2 separate regions of the Homo sapiens genome follow, and region 2 is linked to region 1. The links are chromatin loops, found by intact Hi-C in ENCODE. Cell type or tissue: endothelial cell of umbilical vein. All regions are shown on one strand. Region 1 overlaps SSH2 (slingshot protein phosphatase 2). Region 2 overlaps SSH2 (slingshot protein phosphatase 2).

Region 1 (4,000 bases):
GAGACTCTCCTTTCCCCAATGGATGTTCTTGACACTTTTGTCAAAAATGAGTTCACTGTAGATGTATGGATTTATTCCTGGATTCTGTGTTATATCCCATTGGTCTATGTGTCTCTTTTTATGACATTACCATGCTGTTTTGGTTACTATAGCTCGGTAATATAATTTGAAGTCAGACAATGTGATTCCTCCGGTTTTGTTCCTTTTGCTTAGGATGATTTTGGCTATTCTGGGTATGTTGTGGTTCCATGTAAATTTTAGGATTATTTTTTCTATTTCTGTGAAGAATGTCATTGGTTTTTTGATAGGGATTGCATTGAATCTTTAGATTGTTTTGTGTAGTATAGACATTTTCACAATATTCTTTCAATCCATGAACATGGAATATGTTTTCCTTTTTTGGTGTCGTCTTCAATTTCTTTCACCTGTGTGTTATAGTTTTTATTATAGAGGTTGTTCACTTCTTTGGTTAATTCCGAGGTATTTAATTTTATGTGTGACTACTGTAAATGGTATTACTTCTTAAATTTCGTTTTCAGATTGTTTGCTGTTGGCATATAGAAATGCTACTGATTTTTGTATGCCGATTATGTATCCCACAATTTTACTGAATTTGTTTATCAGTTCTAATAGTTTTTTGGTGGAGTCTTTAGGTTTTTTTCAAATGTGAGATCATATCATCTGCATGGGCACAGTGGCTCATTCCTGTAATCCCAGCACTTTGGGAGGCTGGGGTGGGTGTATCATGAGGCCAGAAGTTTGAGACCACGCCCAGCTAATTTTTGTATTTTTAGTAGAGAAGGGGTTTCGCCATGTTGGCCAGGCTTGTCTCGAACTCCTGGCCTCTTGTGATCTGCCCACCTTGACCTCCCAAAGTGCTGGGATTACAGGTGTGAGCGATCGCGCCTGGCCTGCAAACAAGGATAATTTGACTTCTTCCTTTCCAATTGGGATGCTCTTTGTTTCTTTTCTTGTCTGATTGCCCTGTCTAGGACTTCTAGCACTATTTTGAATAACAGTGGTAAAAGTGGGCATCCTTGTCATGTTCCAGATCTTAGAGGAAGGGTTTTCTGTTTTTCCCCATTCAGTGACTTACTAGCTGTGGGTTCTAACATCTTTTTAAGTGTTACAATTGCATTTATAGAAGAGAGGTAAGAAGCAAAGTTAGTCACCTATTAAAATATGACAGCTTTTCTGTGGTTAAGATATATATTGGATCAAATCTTATTCTCTGGACTTACTCCACCAGTTATTTCCTAGGGATAGCCTGTGGTTCATCTTTAACGTAAATTATCTTTTCATTCTCCAGCAGCCATGTTTTACACAACTACTGATTTTAGAACTAGGGAAATTCAAGTTCCTGAAAACTGCCTTCTCATAGATATTTTTTAATAATGGATTACTTAATTTAGCTGAGAGTCAAAGAAATTTAATATTACCTGCTTGCCAGTTTTTCACTAACATCCTATTGTAATGTAATACAGATGAATTTGTAAAATTCACTTGTCTTCTTTTGATCGAAGCTGGCTTCAGATTTCCCATTCATCTTTTCCTTGTTACTGTGTTCAGGAAACTGAACTTTCTTTGTCTATTATTGGTTTAAAATGGTAGTTTCAGAACTTATCTGCATTATTGTTCATTTGACTAGAGCCCATTAGTATATTGTCATATCCGTTGAATGGGGGATAAGGAAGGAAGTCCTTTGTGTAAAAGCATTCTCTGCAGCTGTTCCTCCCTAATGCTGTAAGTTTGATGCCTGGCAGGAAATGATATAGACATGTGTGATAACAAAATGACATAAGGAAGAATTGCCTGTAAGCTTCCCTGGCTTGTCCAGGATGATTGGCTGGCAGCCGGTAGATAGATTAAGGGAGATTTGATATCCAAATCTGAGGATTCACAAGTGTAACTTAAGACAAAATTGAGATGGTGGAAAAAACCTATTTTGAGAAAAGTTTGGGCAAAGGCAGATGGTATGAAAGGCAATAGCCATGTAAATAGACCTTTTTTGACCCTGCTGGGTGACTCAAAGCCTTGCAATTTTTTAGAGACAAGGACCTGTCAGAAGAATCAAGAACTTCAAAGAAAAAACATTCTTTATGAATGCAAGGGATTTTCACATATCAAAACATTTCTCATTGTTCTTATAATTTGAATATCTTCATGGAGTAAATTTACCATTGTACTAAAAAATAAACTAGACAAATAGCCCCCATGGTATCTATATTCTCTTTATTCTCATTAGCTCAGATCAGACCACCCTTGTTACTTGCCTGGAATACCAAAGTGACATCTGTCTCCCTTTTTCTAAGTTTCACCCCTCTTCCAATCCATTCTCCATATTGTAGTTGGAGGAATCTTTCTAGAAATGCAAACTCTGGCTCTCTCTTAGCCTCAGAATAAAGCTAGATTCCTTAGCAAGCCATAGAAAACCCTTCCAAATCTGTACCTCTCCCCATCTGTACTGAAGCCCTCTCCACTGTTTCCCCATACAATAGGATTGAAGTTGTTCTGTCCCTCTGACCAGGCCTTTGCACATGCTGCTCCCCCTGCCTGAAACATCCTTTCTTTTCCCTCCTAACCTCCTTTCACCTGACTAATGCCTACCCAGGCTCCAGAATGGATTGAATAGATGTCCTTCCATGGAGGAAGAAGCGTTCTGCCTCCCCTCTCTTCTGGAGAGGGCGGTTAGTGTGTTTGTTTTATTTTTTATTTAAGTCTCTGCTCGAATATCATCTTGACCACCTCCTTACCTAAAACAGCAGTGCACCTTGTCATTTTTTAGCCTCTTACCCACTGCTTACTTCACAGCATTTATTATCACCTGACATTTTACTTATTTGTCTCTCTCTACCTCCACTGTCACAAATCTATTGATTCCCTGGCTTTTTTTAAATTTTCTTTTAAGTTCTGGGATACATTTGCAGAACATGCAGGTTTCTTACATAGGTATACATGTGCCATGGTGGTTTGCTGCACCTATCAACCCATCATCTAGGTTTTAAGCCCCACATGGATTAGATATTTGTCCTACTGCTCTCCCTCCTCTTGCCCCCAGCCCTCCGACAGGCCCCAGTGTGTGATGTTCCCTTCCCTGTGTCCATGTGTTCTCATTGTTCAACTCCCACTTATGAGTGAGAACATGCAGTGTTTGGTTTTCTGTTCCTGTGTTAGTTTGTTGAGAATGATGTTTTCCAGCTTCATCCATGTCCCTGCAAAGGACATAAACTCATTCTTTTTTATGGCTGCATAGTATTCCATGGTGTATATGTGCCACATTTTCTTTATCCAGTCTATCATTGATGGGCATTTGGGTTGGTTCCAAGTCTTTGCTATTGTAAATGTAGCTGCAGTAAACATACATGTGCATGTGGCATGTGTCTTTATAGTAGAATGATTTAGAATCTTTTGGGTATATACCCAGTAATGGGATTCCCTGGCTTTTTTTTTTTTTTTTTTTTTTGGAGACTGATTCTTGCTGTGTCGCCCAGGCTGGAGTGCAGTGGTGCAATCTTGGCTCACTGCAACCTCGGCGTCCTGGGTTCAAGCAATTCTCCTGCCTCAGCCTCCTGAGTAGCTGGGACTACAGGCACGCACCACCATGCCCGGCTAATTTTTTGTATTTTTAGTAGAGACGGGGTTTCACCATGTTAGCCAGAATGGTCTCGATCTCCTAACCTCGTGATCTGCCCGTCTTGGCCTCCCAGAGTGCTGGGATTACAGGCGTGAGCCACCGTGCCTGGCCGATTCCCTGGCTTTTATAAAAGTTCATTGCTGTATTCCAGTGCCTTGAATGGGACCTGCTACATAATAAGCTCTCAACAAATACCTGTTGAATGAAAATCTGTGATGTATTCTTGAAAAGTTTTCAAACCAAACTGAGTTTCAGAATCAACTAGAACACCTTCAGAAAAAATTAACGGCCAGGCACGGTGGTTCACACCTGTAATCCTAGCACTTTGGGAGGCCGAGGTGGGTGGATTGCCTGAACTCAAGAGTT
Region 2 (4,000 bases), 62 kb after region 1:
CCCATATGGACTCATGGGCAGGGGTAATTATTAAATTTTATTATACATAAATAAAATGTAACTTACTTTAAAGACAAAAGTGATAAGTACTCAAACCTCATCACTTCCTAATTATTTTATTACTTTTAGTGTGTGTGTGCGTGTGTGTGACAGTCTCGCTCTGTCGCCCAGGCTGGAGTGCGGTGGCACGATCTCGTCTCACTACAATCTCTGCCTCGCGGGTTCAAGCAATTCTCCTGCCTCAGCCTCCCGAGTAGCTGGGACTACAGGTGCATACCACCACACCCAGCTAATTTTTGTATTTTTAGTAGAGACGGGGTTTTGCCATCTTGGCCACGTTGGTCTTGAACTCCTGACCTCAGGTGATCTGCCCGCCTTGGCCTCTCAAAGTGCTGGGATTATAAGCATGAGCCACCATGCCTGGCCCTCATTTTTAATTTTATTTTTATTTTTGAAACAGGGTCTCGCTCTGTTGCCCAGCCTGGAGTGTAGTAGCACAGTCTCAGCTCAGTGCAACCTCAGCCTCGCAGGCTCAAGTGATTCTCCCTTCTCAGCCTCCTGAGTAGCTGGGACCACAAGCGTGTGCCACCAGCCCCCAGCTAATTTTTGTATTTTTTGTGGAGATGGGGTTTTACCATGTTTCCCAGGGTGGTCTCGAACTCCTGAGCTCAAGCAATCCACTCACCTAGTCCTTCCCAAAGTGCTGGGATTACAGGCATGAGCCATCGCACCTGGCCCCAAATTACCGGCATGAGCCATCGCGCCTGGCCCCAAATAGGATGATCCTTTAAGATCACTCTCAAATCTGCCAAATGTGTCTAAGTTCTGATATATCTGAGCAGAGCTGGTGGGAGCTACTATATAACTGAGAGACAAGAGACTACTGGACTTTCAAACATATGAAACCTTGTAGCTACACTTTGAGTCCCTACTTTTATGATTACCAAAAAATTGGTGACTAAAAATTGTTCTTCATGGTTCCTGAACATTTAGTGACCTTTTGTAATTAGCCCAAGGAGACCTCTCTGACAGGTAGATTTTGAAAGCTTCTAAAGTCTATTTTTCTCTCAAGTGTTAGAGTTTTAGTTCTTATCTGTACATTTAGTGGGAACAAAGTTAACAAGAATAATTAAAATCAATGGAGAATGCCAAAACCTCATTTTGTGTCCACTTCCCACACACTTTCACCAAAAATGCTTACAAGGAAGTAAATCAGTTGGTTTGAATTTCACTTCCTTTCTCTTCTTGAGGACGTTTATGAACTGTGAAATGATTAGAAGCTGGGAAACAGAAGAGAAGGAGAATAAATGCTCAGGAACTGACTAAACTGGATCCACCTCACTCTGAATATTCAAGAGTTTATTTCATGAGGCACTCAGACTATGCCTTTGAAGGCTTGTGCCCTGAAATAACTTGTTGACACTCTAGGATATATGTGTCTAGAGTGATTCATAGTGGTATATTAGCTATGAAATTACTCATGAAAAGCTGTGAGTTGGGAGGGGGACTTCTTTTCCATTACTTTAACTGACCAGTATGTGTTGGCATTTCTGGTTGTAGATCATACTGCAAAACTGTCATTGGCTTTTCCATTTGCAAGACACCTGGCTTTGTTGTCTCTTACATATACTTCCACAAGGATTCAGATATATCCTGCTCTTGTATTATTGGAAAGAATCTTTGTGTTATCTATAGAAAACTTGTGAGTCACTCGTTCTATGGGGCCCTCCCAACTGTTTCCCTGAGACTAATTTTTATGAAGGACAAATATCTGTAGTCAAAAGGAGCTCATGTGACTGAAGCTGCAAACTTGAAAGTCAAGTTTCCCATTGAGCTTGACTTTTAACACGTAAAAGAATATAGACATGATAAATATGAAATACAGTCAGATTCTGACTGATCAACCTGTTTTATTTCATGCATGCTTCCCTGTGTCTCTGGTGCCACCCACTCAAGAACTACTCCTCAAATGGTATATTTTAGGCCATGCAAGCAAATTTTAATAGTATTGTAAGCAGAAAAAACAATCTAATTTCCCCAAAATTACATTTCTCTAATCAACTACAAATGCATTTGAGCATTTGTGCCAGTAGATTAATACCATGATTTCATTATTGTCAGGTATAATCTTCTGTCTTGAGTTTTTTTCTTATTAAAAAAATAATTCTGGCCAGGTGTGGTGGCTCACACCTATAATCCCAGCACTTGGGGTGGCCAAAGCAGGAGAATCACCTGAGCCTGGGAGTTTGAGGCTGCGGTGAGCCATGATCATGCCACTGCACTCCACCCTGAGCAACAAAGAGAGAGCCTGTCTAAAAATAATGATAATCCATGTTCATTTTTAAAAATTTTAGAAGACAACAGATTATCATATTTATTTAATCATCAAGACTGATAATCACCATCATCTTTTATTATATAATATTGCCTTCCAATCTTTTTTTTTTTTTTTTGGAGACGGAGTCTCGCTCTGTCGCCCAGGCTGGAGTGCAATGGCATGATCTCAGCTCACTGCAACCTCCACCTCCCAGGTTCACACGATTCACCTGCCTCAGCCTCCCAAGTAGCTGGGATTAAAGGCACACACTACCACGCCTGGCTAATTTTTTGTGTTTTTAGTAGAGACGGGATTTCATTATGTCGGCCAGACTGGCCTTGAACTCCTGATCCTCCCGCCTCAGCCTCCCAAAGTGCCGGGATTACAGGCATGAGCCATCGCGCCCAGCCCCAATCTTTTTTACTTTTATTTATAGATGTACATATATATTTTTGTGTATACACACACAGATATGATACATTGTCTTTATTTTTTTAAAGAGTAGTTTTAGGTTCACAGCAAAATTGAGCAAAAGGTATAGAGATTTCCCATATACAACTTATCCCAACACATGCATAGTTTCCCCCATTGTCAACATCCTCCACCAGAGTGGAGTGTAACAAATGAGTGTAACATTTGTTACAGCACATTATTCTACATTGGCACATCATTGTAAACTAAAGTCCATAGTTTACAATAGGGTTCACTCTTGGTGTTGTACGTTATATGGATTTGGACAAATTTGTTGTCTGTATTCACTATTAGAGTATCACATAGAAGTTTTTACTTTTTAAATACACATCTGTGTACTTGTTTTGCACATCAGCATTGTGTATATATGTACATATTTTTGAACAAAGGAAAATCTCTTCAGCTTCAGGTATAATTCTGTATTCTAGAAAATGGACATTTTCTTTCTATTGTGAATATTTATTTGGGGGAAAAAAAACTTCAAAATTGAGGATCTCTGTAATTTAAATCCTACTTAACAAAGTAAATGCATGAACAGGTTGTCTAAACATCTTATTATACTTGTTCCTTGGTGGCTTCCTCCCTTTGTTTACACTGCCATATCCTATGTCCAACTCCCTATCTCTTCTCCATTGAGTCTTTGCCCTGCTGGCTTTCCTAGCAGTTGACACGGAAAAAGAGGCATTCTAGCTGCAAGTGGTGGTGTTGATTTTCTGCAGAGTCATCTCATCTTGCATAGCTGCCATGCCTGGAGCTCAACCAGATTGAGTAAAGAGAGGCAACAGGATTTCTCCTTCCCTTTGGAAGAATGCTCAGTTCTGCAGTGTACTGCACAGAGATCTGTTTATTAGGGAAAGTATCCAGCTGGTATGGAGTGGGAAAGTGTAGATTATAGCTTAAATAAAAGCTGCATTGAGAAGAGAGAATTGATTGGTGGGAAGCCAGGGTGTTTCTAGAAAAAGAGATTCTACACCCTTACAAGCATATCACTTCTCTGAGCTGGAAGCCTTTGCCCAACTAAGTTTCAGTATCATCAGCTCTCCTGGAGGCTGTCCGATTTGGCTGAGAAAAAGCTAGATGTTGATAGAGACCCTTTGCAGAAAAGCAGGCAAACAAGTATATTGGACACATAACCAATAATTTTGCTCATGAATTTGAAAAATAGAACTTTTACTGCTGATTATCTTTTTCAAGATTTGACATTACAAGATT

The links. Peaks named below come from ENCODE experiments on the same cell type or tissue, not always from the same donor. Only the 100,000 strongest peaks of a DNase experiment are listed, where the experiment ranks them.
Region 2: a loop joins it to region 1, with 6 times the contacts of the local background. A loop is called at or near these places in 4 of 110 quality-filtered maps.

Annotation. Positions count from the first base shown.
Region 1 is chr17:29,724,811-29,728,810 of GRCh38, reverse strand. All of the region lies in intron 3 of SSH2 (slingshot protein phosphatase 2), which reads left to right. Among named protein-coding and RNA genes, the nearest start is that of SSH2-AS1, 87 kb to the right of the region's middle. In endothelial cell of umbilical vein, no CTCF peak of the experiment used is centred here; a DNase peak (open chromatin) is centred at 1,740; H3K27ac peaks cover 2,571 bases.
Region 2 is chr17:29,662,827-29,666,826 of GRCh38, reverse strand. The region is part of intron 11 of SSH2 (slingshot protein phosphatase 2); the gene reads left to right. Among named protein-coding and RNA genes, the nearest start is that of SSH2-AS1, 25 kb to the right of the region's middle. RefSeq lists a silencer at 3,302-3,596 and an enhancer at 3,302-3,596. In endothelial cell of umbilical vein, no CTCF peak of the experiment used is centred here; a DNase peak (open chromatin) is centred at 1,506; H3K27ac peaks cover 1,646 bases.